Linked DNA regions of Homo sapiens: region 2 is linked to region 1. A link is a loop called in an ENCODE intact Hi-C map of the cell type or tissue named here. Cell type or tissue: endothelial cell of umbilical vein. All regions are shown on one strand. Each heading gives the region's core, and the rest is flanking DNA. Links, peaks and the distances in the headings are about the cores only.

Region 1 (15,959 bases), core at 2,597-10,596:
CCAACCTGCAAGATAAGCATCACAGATATGGGAATCAAAGCTCTCAGAAGTTGGGCAGACTTGTTCAAGACCTCACAGGACTTGAATTCAGGTCTTTCTAGGTCCATAGCAGGTGCTTATCCTACTACACAAGACTTTATGGAGCAAAGTGAAGGACTGTGCTTTGAACAACCAAGGGGCAATTTGCTGAATTGGCCAAACATAAATTATTTGGAGTCCTATCAAAGGCTATGTTTTCCTCTGTGGATATGCAATCTTTTATCTCACAACCTAGAGAAAAAAAAATATTTCTAAGTGAAAGAGAGCTGACAGGAAGAAATTTAGACAGGCTTACCAGGGTGACATTAAAATGCCTCTGAACCAGTGAGCTATGGCAAATGCTCCACTCTTGATCAACTTTATAATCCAGCTGGGGCAGCGTATAGCCTGCCATGAAAATGAGATTCCAGAAAGATGGGCTGAGGTCAGGGTAAAATTGGGACTTGTTCTCAAAGGATGTCATGAGTTGACTGTTGGGTTGATGTTGAATCCCCAGGATGTTACGGCTAGTGTCAACCATTCCAACTAATGTGTTTTGGGGGCCAACTCTGGGCCAGGCTCTGGACCAGGCCCTACATTTTCAGTCATGAAAATGGCAATGCACACAGGCTGGAGAAGTGGCAATTAGACAAAGAAATCTCATGCACTGAGAAGTGCTAAAATAGGGGTGGCTCCTGTTCACATCTCTGTGAGTGTGAATAGAAGCCCCTGCCCTCCAGGAACTTATGACTGCTGTGACCTGCGTGAGACAAGGGTGCAAGTATCTGACAACAAATGGTACTCATTCATTCAACAAAACCTGCAGGCCAATGAGAAGACAAGATTAGTGAGACAGCCCTATCTTCTGAATATCATTACACACATTCTACAGAAGAGGGAAAATACCTCCAGACAGCTTGTCAACTTGCCTGGGCTCATGAGCTAGTGTTTGGCAGAACCATATTGGAACACTAGACTGTCTGGGATCACAAGGCCTATATCTTTCCACAACATAACAGAGGCTGAAATGACTCTGAATTGCCCTCTCAATGAATCTCATCTGTAAGTATTCTTTGGAGTCTGAAGAGATTCTTTGATACAAGACTAGCGTCTAGTTCATGTGCTCAATTCAGGCCAGTTGGCTCAGAGGCCTAGAAAGAGCCCAAGCTGTTGCTAACTCTTCTTGGGGACCAGTTTATATCATAGGGGGAGGAACAGTGGGCTTCACTCAAGTAGCCCTCAGCAATTGTATATCGTCCATAGTACACTCAGAGACAAGCCACCCAAATCCCCTTCAAGGAAGGACTTGCTCCCCAGCTGCTGGGGGAATACAGCAGGCACCTCCAGCTGTCAGCTCCTCTTGGATCTGCCTCAGCTGCCAAGAGCCTGGGTCTCACCTTCCTGGGCAGCCTGTATTCAGTGGTATAGGGCCAGCCATTTCAGCTCAGCCCAACACTGATGGGTGATCTTTGCTCCCATGCTCCTTATCAAGTGGGCCAAGGCTTTGTCAGGTATACATTGTATTTTGATTTTTCCCTCTGACCCATCCTCCTGCTTCCTCCCCTTCCTTCCACAGGTGTTCATTCCTAATAGACATCTTGTTTTTTGTTTGTTTGTTTGTTTGTTTGAGAGGGAGTTTCGCTCTTGTTGCCCAGGCTGGAGTGCAATGGCATGATCTCAGATCACCGCAACCTCCACCTCCCGGGTTCAAGTGATTCTCCTGCCTCAGCCTCCTGAGGAACTGGGATTATAGACATCCGCCACCACATCCAGCTAATTTTGTGTTTTTAGTAGAAATGGGGTTTCTCCATGTTGGTCAGGCTGGTCTTGAACACCCGACCTCAGGTGATCCACCCGCCTTGGCCTCCCAAAGTGCTGGGATTACAGGCATGACCTAATAGACAACTTGCATTCCAGTTTGTCTCTGCATTTACTGTCAGAGACTCCAACCTCCAGCAGTGTTGAATGTCTTCAGCAGTGTGTATGTGTGAGGAGTGGAATGAAGAGTGTTGCAAACAGACAGAGCCTTGCTCTTAAGATGTTCATCGTTGGGCATGAAGGGAGAAGTGTGGATGGTTCAGTTCAGACTCCCATCTGCAGAAGAATTCAGAGTCTAAACTCCCTGCATCTGCCTGAGCGCCAGCACAGCAGGCCCTCCTCAGTGCCCAGCCTGGCTGACGGTGAGTCACAGAGGCCTGGGGCCATATGAGGAGTCTGTGACCCTGGGCACCAGCTTCTTTCCAGCTCATCTGCCAATTACTTTGCTCACATTCTTCTCTTCACATCCACTGACCATCCTGATGCAAGCCACCAGCACATTCCCTGAGTTCCATCTCTGGACCCCTGCTTCCAGTCATTCTCCATAATATATCCACAGTAAACTCAAAATGCAAAGCAGATCACATTCTCTACTGCTTAAAACTTCCCAGTGGGGCCAGGCATGATGGCTCACATTTGTAATCTCAGCACTTTGGGAGGCCAAGGCAGGTGTATTGCTTGAGCCTAGGTGTTCAAGGCCAGCCTGGGCAACATGTCAAAACCCTGTCTCTATAAAAAATACAAAAATTAGCCAGGTTTGATGGCACATGCCTGTAGTCCCAGCTACTCAGGAGGCTAAGGTGGGAGGATCGCTTGAGCCCAGGAGGTGGAGGTTGCAGTTGGCCGAGATTGCACCATTGCACTCAGCCTTGGTGACAGAGCAAGACTCTGTCTCAAAAAAACAAAAATAAAAACAAACTTCCCAATGGCTTCTTACTGCTTTTAGAATAAAACCTACAGTGCTTAATACTGTCTATTACATTCTCCATGTTCCACCCCTGTGTATGTTTCTGACCTCCAAAATATTTTGGGGGATCTGCCACATGCCAGGCAGGTGTTGGAGATACAGCAATGAACAGAATGAAGTCCCTACATCCAATGAGCTTCCATCCTAAGGGGAACAGACAACAAACAAACAACTAATGCATCAAAGGGTGATAAATGTCAGGGAGAAAAATAGAAAGTGCTGGCCGGGCGCGGTGGCTCATGCCTGTAATCCCAGGGCTTTGGAAGGCCAAGGCAGGCGGATCACGAGGTCAGGAGATGGAAACCATCCTGGCCAACATGGTGAAACCCCATCTCTACTAAAAATACAAAAATTAGCTGGATGTCATGGTGCGCACCTGTAGTTCCAGCTGCTTGGGAGGCTGAGGCAGGAGAATCGCTTGAACCTTGGAGGCAGAGGTTGCTACTGGGGAGGCTGAGGCAGGAAAATTGCTTGCACCTGGGAGTTGGAGGTTGCAGTGCGCCGAGATCATGCCACTGCACTCCAGCCCGGTGACAGAGAAAGACTCCATCTCAAAAAAAAAAAAAAAGAAAGAAAAAACAAAGAAAGTGCACAGGGTGGGTGATGGAGACATTGAGGAGGAGTAGACAGGTTGGTAAGAAGCCTCCATAATAAGTTGATATTCAAGCAGAGACATAAAAAGCCATGTGGATAAGTGTGTATAAGGGGATGCAACAGGGAGTCCTCCAGCTGAGAGAAGAGTAGGTGCAAAGGCCCTGAGGTAGGGTGTGTGCTTTGCATGTATGAAGAAATCAAGGCTGCTGCTGGAGCAGAGTGGATAGGAGAGGCAGAGTGCATGCCGGGCCTTGTGGGTCACCGTATGCACTTGCGGGTTATGCTCTGAATGAGATGTGAGCTACAGAAGAATTTGAGCAGCACAGTGCTGTCATCTAACTTACATTTTCAAAGGTTCCTTCTGGCTGCTTAGGGGTAGAAATCAGGTACGAGACTCCTGCTCACTCCAGGTGGAGTTGAACTAGGATGGCCATCATGCACAATGAAGCTGACTGGACTTGCTGAGAGAGCGGCTACAGAGTGAGAGAGAGGGTCAAGGATAGCTGCGAAGTTTGGCCCCTGAGCAGTGGAAGAATGGAGATGGGAAAGATAAGAGGAGGGACAGGTTTTGTGGGGAAATGAGTTCAGCTTGGACATGTGAAATTTGGCAGTATTTCATCTCCTATCAACCACTGAATTCACACTGCTCATTCATCAGTTTCTAGAAATGTAAGCTAGTTTTACCTCCTGGCCTTTGCACTTGCTGTACCCTCAGCTAGATGCTCTTCCTGTCTACATGGGCAGTGGGGTGCAGCCGTCTGAGAGACAGACAGGACTCTCACCCTTGGGCACCTTCTTTTTTCAGGTTTCAATATGACTGCCACTTACCTCTGATGTGTTGAAAGTAGATCTCAATCGCATGCACTGTTTGCTTTTTTGTAGCATTTGTCACTACCCGTGACCTTTGTGTTGTGTGTTTCTCTGCTAGTCTAGCTCCATGAGCATTGCTGGCACCTAGCTAGCGCCTGGCACATGGAGGATGCTCAGTTAACATTTATTAAATTGATTTAACAGAGACTAGCAACCACGGTTTTATACTCCAGGGGCTCACGGCCAGAATGAGAAGGATATGTCACTAAAGATTAGTCACAGGTGAGAAAGAGCAAGTGCAGAGAGGACCAAAGGAACACCTAGCAGCCAAGGGACAGGGCAGGGGCAGGGATAGGATCTGTCAGGGAGGGCGTCAGCAAGGCCAGTCAAGGGAAGATGAGCTGGGCAGGAGGGAGAGGGCATAGCCAGCCAGACCTGGGTTAAGTGGGCCAAGCCAGGCAGGGCCAGGATGAGCTGGCCTTCTCTCCACAGAGCTAGCAGACAGAGGGTGCACAGGCCACACCAGGACCAGGGCAGGGAGCACCAGTATAAAAATACCAGCAACGTCTGCCACAAAGCCATTTTGACAGCTCCTTCTCCAGGTGGTGGTGGGAGGCTCAGAGGCCATAAATCAGAATTAACTGCAGCTGTCATGCAAAGGGTGCTTCCCCAGGACGTTCATCCAGACACCAGGGGAAAGAAATCCCACTGGGCCACCCAGGCCAGCGCACCACATGTTCTCACCCCACCAACCACTGCTTTACCTCTGCAACTGCGGCCAAAGCTTCCCTCCAACAAACCATGACCTCAACAACCTTCACCTTGAACACAGGGCAGAGGTAAACCCTCCCACAAGTCCCACGAAGGCCAAGGCCTAAAGGAAATATGGCTGCTGAAAAATAATGAAACCCCTATGCACCCTAGAGCTACTCCTGCCTGAACCTGGGAGGTGTCCCTGAGGCTGTGTGGGTGAGACCAAGGAGGGTGACAATCGCACATCACCAAGGGAAGGAGGTAGTTCTTGTCAGCTCAGAGCAAGGAGCGGGGGCCCATGGTGGGGCAGCAGAGCTAGGCTGGGAGCACCAGCCAGGATAAAGCCCATCTGGCAAATTTCCCCAAATTGATTGGCACTGGCTGCTAAGAAGCTAAGGCTTGTTAGCAGCAGCTTTCAGAGCACAGTGTGGTGGGATCTGTGGATTTCTCCGCTCTGGGGTATTTTTCTTGGCTTCTTGAGGCCACAGAAAGTATGATCTCCCCCCATCCTCCAACCATGATCCTGGTCTGTGCCAGGGTTAATCCGGCTGCCCTGAAGGTCAGGAACCCCCTACATCAGCACTGTGTCTGGTACAGAGGGGACATGCTCCCTTGGAAGAACTCCTCGGCTCTCAGATTTCTGGGCACTCCAGAGGCAGCCCCGGGCCCTTCTGGGATGACTGGAGGCATATTAACAAGCGTGGGACGTTTGAGGGGGCCTGGCTCTGGGCCATTTCCTCTGCTGGGTTTTCGGCCCTCTGACCCTCCTCGGAGAACCTTTCTCTGACTGTGATGCAACAGCCCCTGCTCCCTAAGTCTCTGGCCTGGGCTCCTCATTCAGATGCTCCAGCCCACTCACAGTCTGGTCCTTCATCGCCCCCAAGTGGCTGTCTAGGCTCACTGCTCGCTGAGCTGACATATTTCGTTTTCCTTCAACATGGTAAATAGACACTGCTTTCCTACTATTCACCTGGCACCCTCACTAGACCTGCAAGGGACACAGTGCCTGTCCTAAAAAAAGTATAATCTCCTCAGGAGATGAGGGCACACCCTCAATGGAACACTGAAATCAAATAAGATAATATATGCTTTCAGGGAGAGATAAAGTCGCAGCAGAGAAGGAAAGGCTCAAAAAGACTGAAGCCATAGCATGCCTTTAAGCATGGAGTACATTGTGGTATGTGGAGAGGTTGGGGAAGGACTCCAGGAAGGAGGGATGACATGGGTAAAGACTGGATGAGGAAAGACCTGCAAGGAGTCAGAGAGGAAGGAAATGAAGCAGTATGCATGGCTGGAGCCAAGATCCCAGAAGAGAAGTCGCTTCTCTTCCAATGAAGAGAGCAAGAGAGACCCCAGCCAACTCCTCCCAAGTTATGGAGCACCTTGAAAGGGGCTTTTTCCTTTAAATACCAAAGCTCTCAAAAAAGATGAATCTGACACCCAAGCATGGGGTTGAGTGGACACAACAGGCTCCAGAAGTAACAAGCACAGCGGAGCCACCTAGGGAGCCAGCGGGCCCACCCCAGCCCTTTGAAGGATCCCGTCTATCTGTGGAGAAGAGGAGGCTCTGGCACTCACTAAGCCCCTGCCGTATATCTGATCCATGCAGGTGTCGAATCACCTGCTATCTTATTTAAGCACCACGCGGGCTCCTGTGGGAGGCCTGTTCCCTTTTTCACAAATGGAAAGGCCAGGGCTCAAAGAGGTTAAGCATAAGGTCACATAGGTAGGAAGAAGCCAAGCAGAACTTCAAGCCCATCTGTGATTCCACATCTGTGTTCTTCCCAAAAATCACAGTTTACATTAGTGTGGGGGTATAATCTGTAGACGTGCTTTCATATGCTTTATTTAATTTAATCATCATATTAACCCCAGGAAGCTGGAGGTATTATTTCTATTTTATGGAAGAGAAAATAAAATCTCCAAGAAATAATATGCCCCATGACTCATTATCTAGTAGGTGGCTAGGCTAAGATTTAAAATTCAAACACCAGTGTGTTTGGTAACCTAGACCCTTTCACGACTCCACAGTGATACTGTTTTGTGTCACCTCCTTCCATTAAAGTGTGGAGACTGAGAGTTTTCCCACAAAAACTGTCCTGCTGTCTCCCAGCCCAAGTTCATTCTCACCTAAGTGCCCTACCCATGCCTTGTCACAGGAAGTCAGAAGCACACACACTCCAAGGACCCCGACCACCAGGCACAGTTCCCGCCCCTCATTAGCAGATGTGGTTGATTTGTTAGTTTTGTCACTGCTGCCCTTGAATATCTCCATGCTCAGGTTCTGGGATGGGGCACAGCTAGGAACAAATATCCTTGAGATTGCATGAGTGCCCCTAAATCTAAAGCCATGGTCTGGGGAGCCAGAATGGGTGAAGGGGTGATACAGACATGTTTTGTTAAAGGACTTCCCTGCCATTTCTCCTGAGAACCCTTTTCCTTAGCGATGAAAATGTGTGGGGGACAACCTCTCTCCAACTAGAGGGATTGTCTGGGTGGAAGAAACAGCTCCCAGCAACAGGAATGATGTAGGAAGGCAAGACACACATCCCAAGGTGGGATGGCAATGATTCTCACTACCTGAGTATAGATTATAGGATAAAAAGTAACAGAAGCGCAAGAGAAGCACAAAGGCAGATTCCACAAAGGATCAGAACAAGGGCTCATGTTTATTGGGATTTAGGTGCTAAGGACTTCACTGCTCCATTCCAAATGAGCACCATAACCACCCAGCGAGGCCACAATTCTCATGCTTCCATTTGACAGATGAGAAAATGGAGGCTCTGGAAGCTTAGGTAACTTGCCCAAGGGTTTGTAATCCAGTGAGGCTGATTCCCTCCCCTCTGCCCATAATCACTGTTTGATATAATACTCCCCTGAAGTATTCTATCAAAGGCCTCACCTTCAAGAATTTCTGATTTAAAAGGTCTGGGGTATGGCCTGAAAATCTGTATTTTTAACAAGTTACCAGATGACTCGGAAGCTTTGAAAATGATTATTCTAGAAGTTGGATGGCTAATCAATAATTTACTCAAAATCAACCCAAGTTCAATGGCAACAGGGATGTGTATCATCTTGCATTTGGGGGTGAACTGGGCTGGTGATGCTGATGCATCTTAGCTTTAGCAGTAACCAGCTCTGAGCCAGATCCTCTCCCTCATGTCTGGCTCTTGTGGAGCAGGGCACAGAGGTGGGCACTGCACTGTTAAGCCTTGAAAGAGGCCCCAGGGGGCTAATCCATCACACAAGGACAGCACCACTGTGGGAGGCTCTAGGGACTCTGACAGCCCACAAGTGCTGGAGTCTGAGCCACCAGCCATGAGCCCAGCTGTGCAGCCCAATCCTACTCTCTATTTTGCCCGAACCACAAGCATCTGAAATGTGCATCCCTGGAGGTTTGATTTTAGCATTTCAAGATCAAGAAGCAGACACACTTGCCTTGTCTGCTGCTCCAAGGGCACACAGTCCCCTCCCACCTCTACTCCACACATAGCCCAACCATAGAAGATGGCAACTGGAGGAGAAAAGGGAGGAGGGAAAGACAGTAGCCAGGAGGTGGTGAATAGAGGAGCTCAGAAGACCCTACCCCCTCGTGTCCCGGGACGTGCTGCCCCTGTCAGGGGAGTCCTAGACAAGGTCCAGTTGCAGTTCGTGGCAAGAGATTTAAATTCATAGTAAAAGCATGGTTCTCATGTTTGCCTGTGTGGCTGCATCTCTGCTCTGCTTCAGGTCAGGCTGACCCTAGACTCCTAACATGGACAGACAGTCCAAATGCAGATATACTGTATGTACGATGAGTTGTCCAGCTGGAAAATGCACTTTCTAATGATGCCACACTTTGGATCTTTAGATCTTTGGATCATTAATAGAGCATTTAAAAAGAAGCAGGTAATTTGTAGAAGCTCTAAAAGCCTTTGTTGAAAATTCATTGCTCTGCAGCAATCAGATATTATAGTTCTAGGGCCGCCAGCGTCCTTTGACGAAGAATGTCAAATATAAGCAGAGCAATTATGAGCCGCTGGTGAGTCCCAGGGCAATATTCAAAAGAAAATAATAAATAATTTTTTAAAACATGTTTTAATATTTGATGAACGTAAAAATTAAAAAAGTAAAACATGCCCTTATATGAAACCAGCTATGTAGTTTAGGAAGCAAAAGTGACAGTTCCATTTGTTTTATGTTGGTGTAAAATTCACAAAAATTTAAAAACCAGGTAAATACAAAGCACAAACAAAACAAAACAAAACAAAGAATGCAAAGGAAAAGAAAGAACAGATTCTATAAATCCGGGGTTGCACCACCAGCTGCTCTGATGCTAAGCATAGGGTTTGATTGCCCAGATGAAGGGGAAACACTGGTGTGAACAAGAACAAAGACACAGTTTTAAACCCTGCACGAAGGGTTCGGGTGCAGAGAGGAGAGACATCACCTTACTCAGTAGTCTTCCCTGTCTGGCTTAACTAGTGTCCAAAAGGAAAGTGCATTCTAGATTCCCTAGGCTTGCAAGAGATAGTGAAGAGACAAAAAGATACCACTAATTCATTGCCCTGGCCAGCCTTTTAGATCCGTGGTTCTCAACATAGTCTGAACATCAGAGTTATCTGGGGAACATTTAACATCTTAATGTCAGGTCACTCCTCAGACTAATTAAGTAAGAATTGGTAAGAACCAGGCATCAAAGTTTAAAGTTTTTAAAAAATATTTCAATGGGTCAATGGTCAGGCTGAGAGACACTGCTCTAGAATACTCTGACTTAATGTTGAATTTCCTGGATTTTTTGGCAGATTTTGATAATCTGCTTTATGCCATCATCCACGTGGTCAGTTAAGATCTGGCCACAAATCCACCTCACTGCCCATTCCTGACACTCTGCATCCTTATATCCTTATCTTGCACTGATTACCTCACAATGGGCATGAACCAAAGTCGAGCAATTAATTGATACTTTAAAAAACAACAGAATAAAATTGTGAAAGTGTATCCCAGTCCTCTCCGCATAAAATGTCTTCTAAGAACACAATAACATCCTATCCAATTTCATTAGCCACAAATGCCTTTGCAAAGTAAACTCAATTCTTAAAAAAACGTTAGCAAGCCAAAGGTTTCTTCTCCCATTGTCAATCAGTTCCTTGATTTTATCCTTTGCCTCACAAAACATTTTGTGGAAGATCTGCCACCTACCTCTTCAAATAACTTGTTTTTTTCCTTCAGGTTGTGTGATAATATGGTCATTCTGATTTTTGTCCTAAGAGAAACTTATACCAGACAGACAGGTCTTAGATCATTTTTTCTCCCACTTTACCATCATGCTGTTGTTCAATTTTTTTTTAAAAAAAGTTCTTTTAGAAGTGCCTCTTCCAATCAAAGGAAGGCCATTTATTTCAAGATATATAAATAGCTGTGGATTTTTAAGATTCTTAAGATTTCTAAGATTTTTAAGATTCTTAAGATTTTTAAGAGCTCTGACTCTCTATAGCGTTCATTTTCCTCCCAATTTTCTTATTCCTACACAGCCTGAAAAATATTCCCTGTGGAGAAAGCTATAACAAATGCTTCAAAAAAGGGGGACTGTGCCAATTTATATGTGAAGTTCACATATAAACTTCAACACTACCAATAGCTACACATTCCTAGATGAGTATACATGTCACAATTCTGAGAAAGCATCTGGAGAAGACTATGCTATTAGAAGTTCTAACAGGGGTCATTATCATAAACCAGTAGATAGAAGAATCTAATCTCTACTTTCATCTCTGCTCAGACTCTCTCATGCATCTGGGTGAACACTGCTTGGATTCAAAAACAAAGGGAAAGGATTGAGATTATTTGATGACTTTGGACTTTGTTTATCGATACTTGAGATAATCAGATTATTTTTTATTTTTTAATCTCAATTTGTCTTATACCTATATTAATGTTTTTGTCTGTATTCTATGTTTTAAACCATGCATATTTCATTATGACACAGCCATGGTTTACAAGTTATCAATCACCTAATCTTCAGGAGTAGATAATGACTGTGTAAAAAAATGTTTTTTTCCAGGATTTGAATCAAGGAATAATTTGGTAAGGTGCCTAAAAGAGAATCAACCTCCAGGAATCATGTTCAAATCTCTAGTTGACCCATCTTGTCCCCATACCAAGTCCAGAGTATCTGATCCCATGAGAAGAGGCCTAGATTTTAGAAAGACTTGTGTTTCAGCCTGCTCTCTGCTCTTCCAATGGGTATATTACTTGTTTTAATGTACGAGGATATTCATTGCAGTGGAATTGATTATGAAGAAAAGTTTAAAAGCAACAGAAATGGCCAACAATTTATACTTAGTTGAATTCAGTAAATTTTGATATTGAACATCAATATAATGAAAAATACGCAGTCATTCAAACTGTATTGTAGAGGGATATATGGAGACATGTATTAGGATATAGATTTAGCTACTATTAAGAAGACTCAATTTATAATGAAGCAAAGAAAATGGGAGTTTCTTCCTTATTCACAGTTTGGAGATGGTCAGTCCAGGGCTTGCAGTAGCTCTGCTCCATGAAGTCACTCAGGGCCCCAGTCTTTTTATATTTTGTTCCTCTGTCTTCTATCTTGTTAACAGTCTATTTTGTCATATCAGCCTTCTGTCTCATTATCATTCTATTTTGTTGTCAGTCTATGTATCTTGTTATCAGTCTTCTTCTATCCTATTATCTTGTAGAGCATGATCCAAGACAGTACACACTTTGTCTTCATTCCCTTTAGCTGAAAGTAGCAAGAGTGGGCAACGGAGGGCATATCCCTTTCCTTCAGTGCAGTACTCCCATCCCTTCCACTGGCTAGAACTTGGTCACATGGCCACATCTAGATGGAAAGGAGGCTGGGAAGTAGGGTTTTTAAAAGAATTGTGGACAATCATAAAACATTTTGATGGATTCTGTTACTAAAGAGCAAGTGAGCACAAATAGCAGTCTCTGATTCAGCACAGAAACATTTTTACAACATACTTAGTAGAAAAAAACAGGAAACAAAACAGGACCAGTTTTACATGTCTGTGTGTACTCATACATAGAATTCCTTTTCTATATAAACAGTGGTTATCTTTGCGAGTTGGAATTATGGATGATTCCAATTTCTTCTTCTTGCTTTTATTGTGGAAAAAAGTCCCAATTGTTTTACAAATTAACATTTTTCCCCCAGTAATAAGAAAAACCTCACAATTTGTACATTAAAAAGAAGTAATTTAGGAGAGAAAGCAGTGCCTCTTGTGTGCTTGTAGCTGTCTGCCTTTCTTCTCAGTTGTTCCTCTGCTGGGCCTCTTTTGTTGGTGGATCTCTTGGTTCTCATGCAAAGTAATAACATTGTCCAGGCTGAATGGGTGTATTACTTTTTAAAAGAGGAGTAAGAGAGCTCCGTTTGGAAATTTCATTTTCATTGTGGATAATGGAGTGGTGTGTTAGTTGTTGATGTTCAAATGTCTATTTTGTGTGTTAGTTGACCTGCCTCAGCTTTCCCATGATGACCAATCTCAGGGAAACTAATCGATTTGGAGAGAACACATAAAAGCAGGCACAAGATTCATCTGCCCCCTTTCAGCCAGACTGTTTCACCATGCCAATCTACCAGGAGCACTGTGTTTCCATGCTGAAATTCCTTTCCAGTATTTCTTGGAAAACTTACATCTTTCTGAACACCTCAATTTTGAGAAAAATCAGTCAAGAAATCAGGAAAATGAAAAACAAATAATATAAATCTCCTTTGAGAGTTAAAACTTAACGAGTAACACAAAGACACTCCTGGCTTGAAGTTCAAACAAGAACAGGAAAATTTGGCAAGAAAAATCAAAGGTTAAGGTGGACATTTCTAGGAACCAGACATTAGCCCAAAGACAGTCATAATCTAATTAATGTTTCCTTTGTAGCTATGGACATGTTTATGAGTGTGTGTCCTTGGCCTTCTCTGCTGCTAATAGTGAGTCATTCTTTCAAGTAAAATGAATATTAATAAGCTTATAAATATAGTATGCTTTATACAAATCTTATGAGTGGTGCTTCAAGAAATAGTAAGTTTTGCAAATAAATTACATCCTAAAATGGGCAATTTTGACATGCGATTCTGTGAAGTATCATTTATCTCCCTGGGAGATCTGAATACTACATTATCGCAGTACCATCCAAAAATGTGCCAGCATTTTCCAGTGTTTAAATCTGTAGGCTACAATTCTTCATAAAGTCTCTAAACCTTCCTTTTACTTCTTATTTATTGAAACAACTTTTTCTGCTATCCATAATAATAATTAAGAAATATGAGAAATGTTCAAAGTTTTTTTTTTAAAAGGTATGATTTTGGAAATTCCTGAAAATCCCCAGGATTCCAATTTCCAGTTTCCAAATTCTAAAGACCCTCAGAAGTTTGGAAACACTGCTGTCAACTACAACTCCTAAATTTCTTAGTTTGGTGCCCTTATGTCTGCCTCCAACCTGGGCTGTCATCTGCCTTGGACTGGATTGCTGAACCAGCCTCCTGACAGGATCCTCGCAGTCCACTCTCTATACCAGAGCCAGACAGACCTTATGGAAACACAAATCTATTGGTTTCATCCCTTCACATGAGACATTTTAATGGCTGCCAATATGACAACAAGGTGCTCAACTTCATTAATAACCTGGGAAATTAAAATTAAAATCACAATTAAGGATCAGGGCATACCGATCATATTGGCAAAAATGTAAAGTCCCAGATTCATGAGGGTAGGGACAATATCCATTTTTGCTCACCATTTTATTTGTAAGCTTAGCACAATGCCAGACAACTAGTAGATGCTTAATGTCCATTTGTAGATGAATGAATGGGCAAATGAATGAGATTGATACATGCAAGGGCTCCCATTTTATATTACACAGTGTCACCCCACACATGGAAAAATTGAGTCCCCTAGGCATTGTTCAACCTTATTTTTCTTCTCTTAGGCTGAGATCCAAAGATCCCTTGATTTGTCAAATGCCTTCTCCCATCACAGTGGTGAAATAGATTCTTATGAGCCCAAATTTTCCCATCTTAAACAAAGAGAGACTGTACAACAGGCTTGGTGTTTCCTTTGTTCCGAGAAATTATCAAACGATATTAAATTCTATAAAAATCTATCAAACATAGCCACCGTTATCAACACTATTTCTTCCTGTTTTATGGGATTGCAGTGAGAAAACAAATGAGATAATATACATAAAAGTGCTCCATAAAGCACAAAACGTCATGCAACATTAGAATCCAACATTAGTAAATCGGCATGCCTCCACTTTACAAGCAAACCCCATCTACATACATTTATATCACAGAGCCTGGGCACAGCCTTAAGCCAACCTGGAGAGATCCTCTCTTTATCTGGGAGCACTTTCTTTTCTGATTCTCTTGCCCTGCTTTGGGTGTATTATAATTCAGTACCTGACTTCCACAATCAAGATTTTCCTTCTATCTGGAGAAAAATGCATTTTAGAATCAAACACACCTGGTTTTGAATTTTGACTTTGTGGCTTATAGCTTCTTTGAACACTTAACTAGTCCCTTTCATTTCTGAGACTCATTTTATGCACCTGTTAAATGGGAATAATCATCTCTCCCTAATGAGGGTGTTTTGGGAGATCAAATAAAGCCATATGCTCAAAGTAGCTTCCTCATTATCCGATTCATAATGAATATGAGCTCTATCAATTCCCTTCTATTTCCCTGAGTAATCTCAACGAATTGAAAAGCTTATTTTCACTAATAGGAGAGAGCAAAAAGCAGTTTCTCTTTAGTAAGACAAAAAAGTGGGAATATCAGGCTGGGTAAGATAGTATTTAGCCCCTTAACAAAGCAAAGGGTTAGGACTTGGTCACATAGAAGCCTAACAGCTGCTCTCAATGACCACCAAATTTTCTGGGGTGTTGGAAGAATTCGAATACACAAGAAAAGAAGCTGACCTACTAAGCAAAGACCCTTGTCTGACAATATGTTCTAGGAGTATGATGATTTCCCAGGTCTCAAAATCATAGTCAACCAGAATTGTACTATCCTAGGTTTGACTGTACCATTTTAACACATTCTGGGAACAACACCAACAACAATCTGGATACCAATTGAGGGCCCCAAATTACTTATTCCTTAAACCTAAACTTTCATTCTAAGGAATTATCATCTTAGACCAAGACTTGCAATAGGAATGGCCTTGTCATAGGTTTGCTGTGAGACTTTATGCGAGACCACCCCTCTCTGGGCTCCATATAAACCGATCTACAAACTGAGTAGTCTGGGCTTGGAAAGTCTCAGGGCCCTCCCCAAAGTTGCATCCTGTTGATTAATGATACAAGCCTTTGACTGGCAATTCATGCCTCAGGATCAGGGACTGTTTCCCTTGTTTTGAAATCAAAATCGTGTCAGTTGTATTTGAAGTCTGTTCCTGCACTCCCTGTTCTTTCAACAGAGAGAAAAAGAACTACTCATTGTTCCAAACTCTCAGGACTTCCTCTGTTTTCTGATTTCTTGTTTCATACTTGCACTGAGGTCCCCAGCCTCAGCTCTGTAACCACCAGGGTGATGGCTGACAGCACAATGCAGCACATCAGGTCATCCTGATATCAGCAAAGGATGTTTTTATTCTGTGCCCTCTCCCCATCACCTCGACACAAACAAATATCTGGTGCACAATATGAAAGTTTGCTTATTTCCAATCTGACTCGGTTGGTACATTAGTTGAATCAGAAGGGGTTTTGATCAAATACAAAAAGTTCCTAGCTATAACAATCTCACGACAAGAATTTTGCAGGATAGTCACAATTTCAAATATTACAGGCCTCCTTTCGTATCCATGAGGTATTGGTTCTTAGAACCTTCATGAGCAAATACCAAAATCTGGGGATGCTACATATAACCCATGCACATTCTCTCATATCTTTTAAATCAGTCCTAGATTACTTATGATACCTAATACAATGTAAATGATAGAAATAGTTGTTATACTGTATTGTTTTTATTTATATT
Region 2 (15,959 bases), core at 3,012-11,011, 140 kb before region 1:
ATATTTGTTCCTTCCCAGGAACCTTGTGGGCTCTCTCTGCCCCAAGCTTTTCTGAGTTCATGCTTATCTGGGGTTCTCAACCCTGGCTGCATATTTCAATCTTCTGAGGAAGCTCTGGGGTGGGGCTGGCCCCTCTCTGTATATTCCAAAGTCCCCCAGGTGACTGGTGTGCAGCAGGGATTGAGACTCCCAGAACAATGGGCTCCTTCCTCCTGTTCCTCAGAGCCCCTGACACGTTTCCTGGGGAGTACCCAGGGCAGAGAGTAGTTCAAGGCCTCCTTAGCCCACCTTCCTTTGCTCTGTCTCACTGGGTCTGGGTTGGCCAGGGAGGAGGAGAAGGGATGGGCTAGAGCAGGTGCCAGAGCCAGGCAGAAAGAAGACAAGCAAATCCCTAGCCCTGCAGTGCCTGGCTCCCCAGCCCCTCCCTCCTGACCTACTTACTCAGGGCACATGGTGTGGTGTGAGGGACTCATGGCTGGAGGACAGCAGAAATTGTTAACAAAAGCAGAGCGCTGTGCAGGTGGGAGCCGAGGACACACTTCGGTCCCGCTAGACTTCTCACCGTTCCGGAACGCAGCACTCACTGTCTCAGCTTTGGGCCTTTGCCCTGGCTGCCCTTTCAGACCAAAATGTCTTGTGAAGCCATTTCTCTTCTTCCCTGAGGGCTGAATTCTACCCTTCGTTGAAGGTTAAGCTCTCTGAGGCCTCCCTTGACCCCCTCCCTCCCAGGCTGGATGAATCCCTTCCCTCTTCCCCATCCCTTGGCACCCACAGGAATTTGTCACACGATTTATGCAGCACTTAGCACATTTCATTACTCAGTAAAAGTGTCTGCCTCCCTGGCCAGTCTGGGAATCCTCCAAGGCAGCATCACGTCCTGATTCATCACACACAGTTGCCCCCCACCCCCAGCCCTCACCTCACAGGATACCTGGCAAGTGGATGAGCTCAGGCCTTGAAGTTCAACTAACCAGGTTCAACCCCAGCTCTGCCCTTTATGGCTGATGAAATGGGAAATCATGCCGCTTCTTGCTATTCACCTAGAAACAGATGAGAAATGCGAATCTAGGATCAGACCAGGACCTGCATTTAGTAAGACCTCCGAGTGATTCAGATGCACATTAAAATTCGAGAAACATTAGTAGTTTCTTTAACCCTTAACTTGCTTGGCTGTGAAATGGGAATAATAACTGCTAACTTACAGGGTTGTTGTGAGGTTTAAAAAGGCAACACACTCAAAGTATCTACCACAGTACAGAGCACATAGGGGATATTTTTATTGTTTCTGCCTGATGAATGCTGTCTTAGGAGGGGGCGGGAGTCTGCCGTGGCCCACATTAAGAGTTCTGGGGTCTGCTCCAGCGCTCCAGTGAGCCCTGGGGCACTGTAGTGGAGCAGGCTTAGCAGCCCACAGAAGGAAGAGTAAGGGAGGGGAAACAGAATCTCAGCATGGCTCAGGTTTTAGTAGGTCTTATGATCTCTTTCCAATTTTTAAGGGGCCTTAATCACTGAGGACAAGTGTATGCTGACCTGTAATGCTGGGGCTTCCTGAGCCAGCCCATCAATGAAGGACTGTGCCATCAGGGCCCACCTGGATCTTCCTCACATGATGAAGTTCATTATATGAATTAGGTGAAATTCACAGAGCTTCAGTCAATTTATGCATGATCAAGCTGTGGAACAGGAAAGTGGTGGCTGTTTGGATTGGGCATTTTTGTGTTAATTAAACATTAGCGCTGACTAATAACTCCATCCAACACATGGAACATATCACATTTGTGAGAACTTACTTTGCATAGACCATTTCATTTTATACTGGCTTATTTAGTTTTTGAAAATCATGACGAAACTGTACACTGAGATCCATTTGGAGGTAGGGGGCGATTTATCAGCATTTCCGCAAGATAGCTCCCATGTAGTGATGCCTTTTCCTCTCAGAATTCCCAGACTCAGTTGCTGCTGGAAAGAGAGGACCTACAAGTCTGCCTGGCCTGCAGGCTGCTCCCCTGGGGGCAGGGATCGAACGGAGACATCTTTCTGCTTATCCCGGGTCTGCTCTCATCAGATCATACCAGCCCATAAGGGCAGGTAACCAAGCGGGAATGATGTTGATTCAATGACACCAGCTTCAATTTCTAACCTTCAGGCCTTGCTCCCAGACAAATTAGATTAGGGTTGCTCCTAAAGCCACTCTGGCACACGATGGAAAAGCCTTGCCCAGGGAGACACATACGCGCACTGGCAAAAGGCATGTGAGTCCTTCAGTGACATGGCCTGAGGTTGGCTCAGCCTAGGATTGAGATTTGGGGACCCTGGGCAACACACAGGCATTACTGGCAGGGATAGGAGTCAGTGGCCAAGGTGGGGCTAGTTGCCAGGGTGGTTTCTGCTGTGCAGTCTCAACTCAGGACATACTTAGAGATTGGAATTGCCAGTAAGGTGGGCAGACCAGGGCACAGGAAGCCACAGCAGGGCACTGTTCTTAGAGCAGGCTCAGCCCCAGGGGCATCTAAGTACAGGATTTGCCTTCCAGGACCTTATAATCCAATAGGAGAGATTAAACTCACAGCAACAAAGAGTCCAGATAAGTGCGGTTGTTGCCACAGTGAGTCAGCATCAGCTCTAGCCTTAATTCTCAGATCAGAGCATGGGGATAGTGGAGAGAGGATGAAATCAGAAGGTGAAGTGTTGAACTTGTTTTTACCTAGCATTATTGAAGGTACATGCAAAAACATGCAATAAACTGCACATACTTAAATGAATATTTTATATATTTTGTCATACGTTTATACCTGTTAAATCAACAGCACAAACAAGATAATAAAATCTGTCACCCCCAAAAGTTTCCTTATGCCTTTTGGAAATTCTCCCTTTCATCTCTCCCTGCTCCCAATCCCCAGGTAATCACCAATCAGCTTTCTGTCATTGTGGAATAGTTTGCATTTTCTAGAATTTCACATAAATAGACTCAAACAGTATATACTCTCTTTTGTCAGACTTCTTTCATTTAGCATAATTATTTTTATTTTCCCCCAGGTTGTTGCATAAATCAACAGTTCATTCCTTCTTATTGCTGAGTTGTGTTCTCCTGCATACCACAATTTGTTTATTTATTCACTGGATAACAGACATTCGAGCTGTTTTCAGTTTTTGTCAATGAAAAATAAAGCTGCTATGAACATTCAAATACAAGTCTGTGTATGAACATATCTATCTTTTATTTCTCTTGGGGTAAATAGGAGTGAAATGGCTGCATCATATGGTACATATATATTTAATTTTGTTAAGGAACTGCCAGACTCTTTTCCAAAGAGATTGTATCATTGTTATCCCCACAAGCAATGAAGAAAATCATCACTAATACATGGGATTGATATGACCAACTTTTAAAAAATTTAAGCCATTCTAATAGATGTGTAGTGATATTTCATTTTAGTGTGAATTTGCATCTCTTTAATGAGTAAGGATGTTGGATATCTTTTCATGCACATATTTTCTGTCCAAATATCTACTTTGGTGAAGTGACTGTTGAAATAGATTGTCCATTTTAAAAATTGGGTTGCTGTTTTCTTATTATTTAGTTCTGAGTTATTTCTATAATCTGGATATAAGTCCTTTATCAGATGTGTGATTTGCAGATATTTCCTTCCTATCTGTGGCCTTTTTGTTCATTTCCTTATGATGGTCTGCCAAACAGTTGAAGTTTTAAATTTTTGATAAAATGGAATTTATCATTTTGTTGTTTTATTCTGCTTTTGGTGCCCTACTAAAAAAAATCTTTACCTAACCCATGGTCACAAGGTTTTATCCTATACGTCATTCTGGAAGTTTTATAGTTTTAGGTTTTACAATCAGGATCTATGATCAATTTTGAGTTAATTTTTTTATTGGTGTAAAGTATTGATAAGTGTTTGGGTCTTTTTTTTTTTTGCATGTGTATGTCCAATTGTTCCAGCACCATTTATTGTCAGATCATTTTTCTTCAGTATGTTGCCTTTGCACATTTGTTGAAAATCAGTTATCCATATATGAAGGGTTGAAATTTGATAAAAATTTTTCCAAATGTTACAGTTCTGGAGGGAGGAAAATAAAATGTGTTTGAGATCTAATAGGTGGTTGGTCACATAGTTAATTGTTTACATTCATAATAACTAATGCTAGTAAATAATAACAACAGACTCGCACGTACTGAACACTCACCATGAGCAGGCTGTGTGTTGAACACTTTACATGCTTCGTCTCCCTAATCCTCATCACAACCCTATGAGATAGGGTCTATTTTTGCCCTCACTGTTCAATGGAATAAGTTGAGTCTCAAGAAGCTTAAATAACTTGCCTTTGCCTAAGGTCATAAGCAAGTAAGAAGCTAAAAAGAGCAGTATAAGAGCAATCCAGCCTGGATTCAAATTTGCAGATTCAAATTTAGATTCCGTATCACTCCAAAGCATATGCCATATGATCCCTTAACTATATGATCATTAAGCCATATGATCCCTTAGATCAACATTTGCATACAACACAATTTTTATATCTTTCTCAGACACCATAATGGTCAGTGTATCATGAAATAACACTAATAGCCATGACTGTTTATTTTACTGAAACGTTGAATGTGTAAGAGTGAGAAAAGTTTAGTATGGCAGGAGTTCTTTCAGCAGAAAGGCAAATTTTAAGTGTCAGATGGAACCTCTAAAAAGCAACTCAAAATACTACATGGGCAAATCTGTTCAGTGCAAGCCTCATGCCTAGTAGCTGCAATAGATCACCCAGCTCTAGTGGGTCCATGCTAGAATGACCTAGGAATATCAGAAGCAGGAACTAGTCAAGTCTCTGGTGCTCAGTTACTGATACCTCTCTGAGGAAAAAGAAGCACATGTCTGGAGCAGAAGGATTAATCTTACCAGCGATAACCAGAGTCTTTTGGGGGCACTTGCTATTCCCTGTCTCACTCTGCTCTCCAGGCCACAGCTGCTTGAAGACTCCTTCCCATCTTGTCTTGCAGGGGGATGGGTACCTGCCTCCAGAGTTGGTCCTATTCCCAAGGGTGTGTGGATGAAGCTTGCACTTAGTCTCAAATACCATTCCCAACTTTCTTCACAAAATTCTATTGAGTCACAGTGCTACCCTGCCTGGAAACACCCTCACTGAATGTTACTTTACATCTGGTTATGCCCGGTGACTTAGTTCAGGCCAATGAAATGAGATTTATTGAATAATTTGTTTAGTATACCTATGTTCCGTGCAATATTGGGGATATACTTTTAATTTTAAAAATATTCTTTGTTTATCTGATATTTAAATTTAACTGTGTGCTCTATATTTTATCTGACAACACTATCCCCAGTTAAAAGCCCAAGATTGGACTACCATCTCTTGGTCCAGTAGCTGGCAAATTTTTTCTGCAAATAGTAAATATTTTTAGGCTTTATGGGTTATACAGTCTCTTTTGCAATTACTCACCTATGCCATTATAGGGCAATGGCAGCCATGAAGAATATGTAAATGAATGAATGTGGCTGTGATCTAATAACATTTTATTTACAAAAATAGGAAGCAAGCTGGATTTGGTTCGCAGACCATAGTTTGCTGACCTCTATTTTAGATCACTGATCCTTAAAGTGTGGTTTCAGGATCAGCAGTATCCTCTGGGAACATCATCTGGGAACTTTGTAGAAAAGCAAACTCTCAAACTCTGTCCCAGACCTACTGAATCAGAAGCACTGGGGATGGGGTTCAGCTATGTGAGCCCAGAAGATTCTGATGCACACTAAAGTGTAAGAACCATTCTTACGAATTCTTAGTTCTCAAACATGAAGGATCATCAGAACCACCTGGGGTACTTCTTAAACTACAGACAGCTGAACCCTCCGGACCCTGTGAATCTGAAACTCTGTGGGTATTCAGGATGGAGGGGGACAAGATAAATTAGTGTATTTCTACATTTCCACAGGTTACTCTCAGCTAGAGCTGAGAACAGTTATGAAGTCATCAATGAATGTTAGATCCAGAACCTGGTATGTTTTAAGATTTCAAAGCATGAATGCTGAATTAATCTCCCCAAAGGAATAGAACATTTGCACTCTCTGAGCTACCCCATAATAAAGAGATACATAAAGGTTCATATTAGGAGTATAAAAACAATTATGTCTTTTATTCAAAGGTTGATTTTCTTTGCCAAGAAACTAAAAATGCATTTAATAAATTGCATTAACCACAGTCCTGTGATGCTGTTCCCCTAGGCAGAGTTAGGTAAGCTAGTGCTCTCTCTTCCTCCTTTCCCACTGGGTAGGAAGCTAATGTAAAGTAATTTATACAGGGCAATGCACTGCCGTTCTTCATTCTAAAGGATATTATTCTAAACAAAGAAAAATAATTAAGCCAGCCAGCCATATTTCCTTTTGGCTAACTCCTCGTCCCTAGCCTCCCAAACACTTCCTCCCCAGACAAACAGCAAATACATAAAGTGTTACAAGCATAGGAAAGGAAAACATGAAAACTCATTAGATGCTTATTCTCCCATGAAAGAACCTCAGTTAAGGTCTTAAATGTTAACATTTCTGTCTTATAGTTATTGAATTGCTTTATTTCATTAAGAACAAGTGATCAAAGGGCTTTGGGCAGAGACTTTTGGGGATTGTTCTCCTTCAAAAGGAGTATTATTAATTAGTTAGCAAAATGAAATGTCCCTTCACAGTGGGATTGGGGAGTTGGTTATAGAGATCCAGGCAGGAGAAGTTCTTGAGTTTTCCCCTACAAAGGAGAAAAAGGTAAATAAAAACCCTGGACACTGGGGAAAACAGCAGCTTCCCTTTTCTGCTTTTTGAAATTTTACTTTGAACATTCCATCAAGTTGAACTGGCAAGTAAAAAAAAACAGTAACTTGGGTCCAAGTTAATTAAGCAACTCTGAACAGGAGCTCACAGGTTGGGAAGAATAAGGCACATGATTGGAAACCAGTCTGGCAATACTTTACTGAGAGTCACGGAGTTCATCATGACTTTTGGACCAAAAGAGGAGAGAGAAGGAATTCTTCCATACAGCTGCAGATCTCTTTCCAAAGTGTTCTTTTTGTAATATCTCACATGGATTATTTTTCTCTTGAAAATCCAATGAATATAAAGGGATGGGAAATTTGAAATACCTGTGTTTACATAAATATATGAAGAATACCAAATATAACCATCCATGGAGGAAAGGTATTCACTTTTGCAAATGTAGGTAGTAGTTGTTAATATCTCCCAGTAGGGCACTTCTGAGAAATTTTTCCTTTAGTGGAAATACTCCTACTTTTTATTATTTGCCAGTTGACTGGTCATGGTTACTGCAGCTGTCTTTGAACAGCTGATCTGCTTAAAAATAAACCTAGCATCCTGCAGAAGCTCAGTTCATAGGATAGAATAAAGATTTCTGAATAAGTGATCAAAATGTTGAACACAGCTTCAAATTCTTAGAGTCTGCTCCGTGCTATATCTAGTTGGTCCTAAGTGTTTCACAATTTTTAAAGGATTTATTTCTCACAAGAACAAAAGTGTTCTTCCTCAAAGGAGGAAGTTACCATTTTTCTTAATTAACAGATCAGCAAATTGAAGGGCAGAAAAATTAAGTAATTTACTCTAAGGTGACAGCTGATTAGTAAGCTAGTAGGGATTGGAACTCAGATCCTCCAAGCTTCGAAGTCTTCTCCACCACACATTTTTTCTGTTGCTCTGTTTCTTCCTTCCTTCCTTCCCTTTTTTTTTTTTTTTACTGAGTCTCACTCTATTGCCCAGTCGTCCAGGCTGGAGTGCAGTGGCACAATCTCTGTTCACTGCAACCTCTACCTCTCAGGTTCAAACGATTCTCCTGCCTCAGCCTCCCAAGTAGCTGGGATTATAGGTGTGCCCCACCACACCCAGTTAATTTTTGTATTTTTAATAAAGAGGGGGTTTCACCATGTTGGGCAGGCTGGTCTAGAACTCCTGACCTCAAGTGATCTGCCCCCCTCGGCCTCCCAAAGTGCTGAGATTACAGGTGTGAGCCACTGTGCCTGGTCCCTTTGCTCAGTTTTTATGTAACCGTCCAGACAAATGAGCTATAAATAATAATAAATTGCATAGTTTTATCACCATTATTTCTCAGTTCATTTTTTTCCCCTACATCAACAGAACATAATACTTGTAAACAACTTCCAAAATGTTAAAGTTGGACAACAGTTGGGAAAAGATTGGGAAACAGTTGGGAAAAGTTGGGAAAAATCAACATAGTAAGGCCTTGCATTCTTGCTAGTGTTTAATTGGAAATGCAGAATTTCTTCCACTGAATTCTCTTGGGGTCTAGAGATAGAACAGTGGTCAAAACCATGGACTCTCAGGTGAGAAAAATCCAGACTCTACTGCAAACTACATAATTTTGGGAATGCCTCATTCTCCTCATTTGTATAGTTAGGATAATAATGACATCTATTTTTTGGGATTGTTGGAGGTGGGTATTAACATGAAAACCTCTGGCCTTGTCAGCACATATGAGCATTCACCAAATTTTATTTCCCTTTCTGCTTTTATTCTAGTCTTGTTTGCAACTACTTCTTACCTCATGCTTGATAAACATAGCAGGCAGATACACTCTGCTTATTACGGCAATACACATAGATTGGACCTATGGGCCAGCATCAACCTTCAGGAACAGTATGTGGGTTCATCATTATTATTATAAGAGTAATTATTTCATTCAGCTTTCAATAATTACTTCAGTTAAAAATGCGTCATCTAAATCCTTTCTGCCATTTTTTGAGTAGAGAATATTTTTCCAAATATTTCCTCTTCTAAAATTTTAGTCATTGAGGCAAATAGACTAAAGAGACCACAGCCAAAACCAACAACAACACCAGGAAGAAAGTGTCCATCACTCAAAAATAGAAGGAAACTTCCCCATCTTAGAGACCTTAAAATTGTCCTTGAAGATTCTTTCAAAGAGAAAAAGAAAGCACCTTCTTCATTCGGAGAGCAGGGTCAGCTCCCTTGCCCCTCTCAGCCAGACACAGAACCAGTGTGTGCTCCAGGGGAATCATGAAGATGGTGAGGTGAGCCAGATCGGAAGGTTTCCACGTGCTGGGAAGCTCTTCGCCCACTTTCTGTCTCCTCTACCCACCTGCAACAGGCAAAGTTTAGCTCCTTTAGGAACAGCTTGGAGATTCAGCTCATGATCAGGGTTTCTCAAATGGTCTTTTCACCACCAACAAAGTGACTTCATTCTTCTCCATGGAGCATTTTTCCAGAAAAGGCTTTCTTACTTTCTCTGTAAGAAGCCGAAAGGAGATTTGGGGCTTGCAGTGATGTCTTCCTTTGAAGAGTTGGGGAGAAGTGACAGCAATGAACAGCCCTCTCTGACAGTCAGTAATCTTGGTATGTCCATGTATAACAGCTACCACCTATTGGACACCAGATGGGGCTACCAGTACCATATACAAGATCACACTGGACCTTGGTAACAACCTTACAAAACAGTTACTATTACCATCTCCAGTCTACAGATGAAAAAGCAGAGGCTTAGAAAGCCCAGGTTACCTTCCTAGGGACATACAGCCACAACTCAGCCAGGGTTTAACCACCAGTGTGTGCCTCTTTTCTGTCTTTAAATAAACAAACACTAAAGCTTAAAAAGGGTATGCAGAGACATGAATACATAGTAATTCTACCTGCAAGTGGCTCTCAGTTTCTCCATCAGGTCCCTCCTGGCCTGACATTTCAGAAAAAGGTTTTGATGCCGGGTATTGACTTAGCGACCTGAACAACGGGCTACTTTTGAGGAAGTAGCTTCATACTAATAAATTATTAACATCAAGAGTCCTCTTCAATATGCCTGGTGTGTCTGTAATTGGTTTGTCAGAAGGTTTTTATGGGGGAAATCCTACACTGTACACACTGCACCCTCCCTGCACAGCCTTGGCCTCCAGTGGGTGACAGACGCTTCTGACCATTCCCCACCTTTTCTAAAGACCCTTTAACAAGGTCCCTGTACTTGGATTCCACCATCTGTTAGATGTCTGCAATGCTCTGCTACTGTCTCATCACAGGGCAGGAGGCTAGGTGAGAAGTGGGTATTTCTGGTTAACATTAGGCAAACAGATGTGATTCTACACTAGGTGCATTACTTGGCTCCTTAGTGGCATCATGGCAGCTCTGAAGCCACATGATATTTCTCAGTAACAACTGTCCAGATGAGCAAATGTCCCTAGTTCTCTCTTGGGGACAGAGCTAACGTAGCAGCGGACTTCATCCTCCTTCATTCAGGCCTTTATGGTCCTCTCCTTGTCTCTGCCTCTGTGTGGCTTATTTGGAAGAGGATGAAAGGACTTACTAGTAAAGAGGGAATGAGAAGGACATATTTATTAGCTGTGGCCAGCTAAAGCCTTACTAAGGACGCTTGTGGTGGGTTTGAGAACCTGGAATGGAGAATCTCAGTTGACACCGCTTTGTTGTTCTGCTTCTGCTAATGGCATTTGCTGCCCTGGTTTTGTGGAAGCATCCTGGACCTCAATTGCCTCAAAGGTAGTAGAAAAGGGCATGGAAGATGGTAAAAAACTACAAAAAGAAACAGTTTACAGCATCATGCAATATGCTTATGTAACAAACCTGCACAGGTACTCCCTGAATCTAAATCTTTTTAATGTAAAAAAAATAAAAGAAACTGAGTTTGGAAATAATGCATTAAAATTGGTTTGAAATCATAATGTTAAAATGTATGTTACCACCCCATGTATGCACTGGGGACCTGTAGGAGCACACAGGCTGCATGAACATATATGAAATATGCATGTGAAGTCATCATCCTATGGCTCACTATGCACCTGTCACATCCAAGACTAGAAGCTTAAAGTCAAGTAGCAATCAAAGTTATCCAAAATGTGTGTCAAATAAGTGCGAAGAGCAGAGACAGGCCCAAGTGTCTCTGAAGTGGTCAGAGGAAGTGAAACTTGATTTGAGGCTTGAAGGAAGGGAGCTCACAGAATGTAGAGAAAGAACAGGGTAAGGCAAGCAGGGACCAAGAGATAGCAAAAGCTCAGGGCCTGAGAATCGATAGGATAGAGTGATACATGGGATGGCCCTGGAATGACTGAACCGTCCTGTGGACCTGAGTCTCTGCCACCTTGGCATTGTCTTAGTACCTTCTTAGAATCCCAGAAATTGATCTAGAAGGCGCCTCAGAGATTATAGTGCAACCCTCTCCCCCTCTGGGGACAGAAGGCTGGATATGCATTGCTTAGGATCCCACTCCACGCTGGATCCTGGCCTAGCCACTGATTGGCTGTGAAACTGACCAATCACTTCCTCACTACGGACCTCCTTCTCTTTCTGAGAAACAAGAGAAATTATTGACTGCCTCAAAGCATGGGTGTGAAGATTCAGTAGGATGCCACAGGTAATTCCATAGTATGCCCGGTAATGACACAATAAATGATTATTATTGTTCTCATCATTATTACTTTCTTGACAGTGAAACCCAGGCTGAAGGAAATTAAATAGCTTGCTGGGGTTACCCAAATTAGAGGCTGTGTCAGGCCTACAACCTGGGTCTCCTAAGAGCCAGCCGGATATTCCACCTGTAGGGAGAAATAGAATTTGTGGTGGGAAGTAGAGGTGCATATTGATAAGAGACAAAATTTGGTGCCAAAGGGCTCCACCCCTTAGGAATAACACAACTGCACAAATTACCTAATCTCTCTTGGCTTCATCTTCCACGCCTGAAAATTGGAGATGCTGTCATCTGCCTCACAGAAAGGGTGAGGGTTCACTGATGTGAGACCTGGGAGGGGCTAGCAGGCAGCCAGGCACACAGAAAGAGCTGGATCCATGGACCACTTACTAATTCATCTCAGGACAAGCAGACAAGATCCCTCTGGCCCCAGGTGTGGCATTTGCATGAAAAAATGGGATCTTGAATTTATTATTTGGCAGAAGGTTGCTTCATAGCATAATTGGAGACAGCCCACAAAGGTGGTAAAACGAATGCTGACCTGCTGCCTGAGAAGCCTTCAACCTGGGCATCCCCTTGAAAGAGCCAGGTAAACATGCATGTCCTGGAGACAAAGAAGCTTTCCTCAGAAAGGCTCTGAAAGCTGCCCTGCAGGCCCACCATATCCCTTGAGATGTACCCAGAGAGGGAGGGAGAGATGGCCATCCCATTGTGCCGCTGCCCCTAGCTGCTCTGGGCATGCCACAGCACATTCACCTCTTCCTAGCTTTCTGTTTTTGCTGATTCTGGAGAAGAAGCCAAGTAAACTCAATATTTATGGAGCACCTTCTATATGCTGAGTGCTGTGCTTACCCATATATCCTTGTGACCCACCGAGGATAAGAACTAGAAAGCATCCACAGTCCCCTCAGCACCACCAGCCTGGGTGATGAGGGATGATTCATTACTTCATGAATGACAGCTACTTCATAGATATCTGAAATGTGCCAAACAATGAGCTAAAGTACTTCTTAGGCATCATTTTGATGAATCCTTACAGCGTCCTAGTGAAGTTGGCCCTATTCTTATATGTGAGGCTCAAAGGGGTGAGATAGCTTATGGCCATAGAGTTAGTAGGTGGTGAAAATGCGTATGCACTCAGGCCCCAGAGTCCACTTAATTAACCAGATCAGAAGGCTAGGTGAGCTAGGTAACAAAGTGAGGGCAAGGAGTGGGGCTTCTCTGTCTCTTGATCAGCTCCTGGGTAGCATTAGGGCTGAAGGGTTGATGCCACATAGCTCTTTGGAACAGGAGCCTGGCAACAGAAGAAGAAGGAATCTAGAGTGACAGCCCTTGCTCCAAGAACTCCCTCTGGGCCTCTGCTCTTCCACACCCCAGTCCAGCCATCTGCTTGAGTGGTTCCACCCAGGCCAGGTGCTCTAGAATCAGACAATCTCTGTTTGGGTGCTTCCTGGCCCAGTGACCCTGGACAGGTCCCTTAGCTTCTCTGAGCTTCAGTTTGGTTCACTACAGGAGGAAATGGGATTACCCAATTCCTGAAGAGCCTAAGGATTAAATGGGTTCACACGTGTATAAGAGTATCTGCCACACAGTAAGCTCTCAATGAACATGAACTTTCTCAGCTCTCTGAGAACGCGCCAAACCATCCATCTTAATCCAAAAGATGCTGGCTGCCCTCTGAGCCAGGACTTACTGTAATTATTCACTTCTGCCTCCCTCTTGGGATTGAGCAGAGACCTGATACATTAATTTAATTCAATAGTGTGGGCTCTAGGACCAGAATGTCTGGATTCAAATCCAGTCATCATCACTTACTGCCTGTGTGATCTTGAGCAAGTTACTTGAATTCTCTGAGCCTTGGTTTCCTTATCTGTAAAAGGGGATAGTAATGGTGCATATGTTTAACATTTACTGAGCACTTATTTTGTGCCAGACACTTTGCCAATTGCTTTACAAAAAAGAAAAAGAAAAAGAAAAAGAAAACCCACAGTGATAAAACAGATGTTTCTGCAATAGCTTCTGTGTGTTAGACTCAGCACTAGATGCTGGGGACACTCTAGTGAGTAAGACTGACCTGGACCTAGCCTCCTGGAGGTCACAGTATCCACTGGGGAAGATCTACACACCAGTAAACCAATAAATAAATCTAACATTCCACATTTTAGTACATTGTAGTACAGTCCAAGGAGAAAATGAACATGGTTTGGTGATAGAGAATGGGTAGGACCTACTTTGTGAAGGTCAGGAAGTTTGTGAAGTCTGGAAAATCCTGCATACTACAGTTCCCTGTTAGAAATTCATAATGTTCATTAACATATTAAAGACATGAGAAATCTTCAGCAAGGAAATGACAAAGCCAGTTAATTTTGTGTAACCTAGATATTTTTCAATTGTTTTGACTATAGACTATATTTCCCAGCAGAAGATCTTTTAATCATCTTTTAAAAATTAGTGTTCTACCAAACACATTTCAGGGACTTGAAATCAGCTAATATTTCTCTGTAATTAGGTGTTTTTGGCAGCCTCAGGTAGGAATCTTTCATTTGGTTATTCTTTAGACTAGAATGACAATACTGCTGGTGAAAAATGTGTTTCCAGGTGTCGCATTCATCCTATTTTTCTTCAGTGTTATTGATTCCTTCTCTCTCTTTGAAATTTTCTTAGTACATTTCTTCATATCTCTCTGTTAACAAAGTGGTTTTCACCCTGACTTTTTGCAGAGGGATGAAAAAACATTCTCTTCAAGGAGCAATGAATTCAGGTGAGTTATGCAGCGGGCAGCACAGCATGGAGCCTTGGCAGCATTTTCCTGGGGCCAGCCCAAGGCATCCGTACCTGTGTGGTGAGAGCAAATGTCCTCTTTAGAATTCAGGAGTAACAATGAGGCTGCCATGCCAGCTGGCAGAGATGTCCTGGGCATACCTGGCCAACACCAGCAAGTAAAAAGAGCTGTAAAGCTCAGTATGACTCTCCCAAATAAATGAGGCTAATCCACTGCCACTAAATATCAGGATAGAGCACAGAGAAGGCAAAAGGTGACATTGGAGCACAAAGAGATGGCCTTGTGCACAAAATAATTCATATTTCAACCTTGAGAGAGAGTTAGAAAGTCTACCATTGAGCCTACCATTGAGAAGGCTCAAAATGCAGGCATTTCCTGAAATTAAATTGCAAATATTTTATAAACTTGGGAGCCATATGGGCTTGCCTTTGAATCCTGACTGGCACCATGCTAGCTGTATAACCTTACTTACCTGCTCTATGCCTCAGTTTCCTCATCCATCAAGTGGGGATATTGCCACAAATCTCATTATGAGGATGACATGGGAAGGTGGCAACAGTACAACAGCAGGCACTTAGAAGGGAGTTTTGAAACACCATTTTTGGGCCGGGTGCAGTGGCTCACGCCTGTAATCCCAGCACTTTGGGAGGCCAAGGCAGGTGGATCACGAGGTCAGGAATTCGAGACCATCCTGGACAACATGGTGAAACTCCGTCTCTACTAAAATACAAAAAATTAGCCAGGCATGGTGGCACTTGCCTGTAATCCCAGCTACTCGGGAGGCTGAGGCAGGAGAATTGCTTGAACCCGGGAGGCAGAGGTTACAGTGAGCCGAGATCATGCTACGGCACTCCAGCCTGGCAACAGAGCAAGACTCCATGTCAAAACAAAACAAAACAAAAAAGCATGTCACTTTGCCTCCCCTGCTCCTTGTGAGTCACACTCAGCTGTTAACACCATAGGATGAGTTGTTCATGAGATCAATCCTATCAGAAAGCTTGGGGTTGGGGGGCATGCAGTTGTGAGGAATAGAAAAAAGAATTGAAAAAGTGTAGGAGTGCCAGAAATGTCAGTAGCTTGGGCACTCCAAGGCCTGCAAACCATTGGCTGCAAACTCTAAAGTGTGGGAGGCTTGTTGGCACACAGAGAAGGAAATTAGTGCAGAGGGGCTCCCTGGCATCATGGCTCAGAGCAAGATGCGGGCCTGCAACATACAGTGACAGCCAAGAGCCAGCTGTGTGATTTTGGCAGTGATGTTCCTCTCTGTATGCCAAGTGGGCACCTGGTCAATGGAACACTCCTTTGTGAGGATGCCATGATCATTTGCCATAGAGAAATGCACAGCACAGAATTTTAAATAATCCACCTTACTCAACTTCCTCAATCGACAGGTAGGGAAACTGAGTTATGGGAGAAAGACTGTCTTATTCGGTGGGTGATATAGTTTGGAAGTTGTTCCCACCCAAATCTCATGTTGAAATGTAATCCCCAATGTTGGAGGTGGGGTCTGGTGAAAGGTAATGGGAACAGGGGGTTAGATTTCTCATGAATGGTTTAGTACCATCCTCTTGGTACTATCTTCATGATAGTGAGTGAGCTCTTGCGAGATCTGGTTGTTTAAAAGTGTGTGGCACCTCCCCCTTCTCTCTCTTACTGCTGCTCCCACTGTGCGTGATGCCTGGTCCCCTTCATCTTCCACCATGAGCGGAAGCTTCCTGAAGCCTCC

The links. A loop is a pair of places that touch in the nucleus more often than their neighbours do. Peaks named below come from ENCODE experiments on the same cell type or tissue, not always from the same donor. Only the 100,000 strongest peaks of a DNase experiment are listed, where the experiment ranks them.
Region 2: a loop joins it to region 1, with 4 times the contacts of the local background. A loop is called at or near these places in 5 of 110 quality-filtered maps.

Annotation. Positions count from the first base shown.
Region 1 is chr5:136,764,441-136,780,399 of GRCh38, forward strand. No RefSeq gene overlaps it. Among named protein-coding and RNA genes, the nearest start is that of CTB-1I21.1, 37 kb to the left of the region's middle. RefSeq lists an enhancer at 5,770-5,859. In endothelial cell of umbilical vein, for the core only: a CTCF peak has its summit at 5,840 (motif pointing left); a DNase peak (open chromatin) is centred at 5,821; H3K27me3 peaks cover 653 bases.
Region 2 is chr5:136,628,857-136,644,815 of GRCh38, forward strand. No RefSeq gene overlaps it. Among named protein-coding and RNA genes, the nearest start is that of CTB-1I21.1, 98 kb to the right of the region's middle. In endothelial cell of umbilical vein, for the core only: no CTCF peak of the experiment used is centred there; a DNase peak (open chromatin) is centred at 6,405.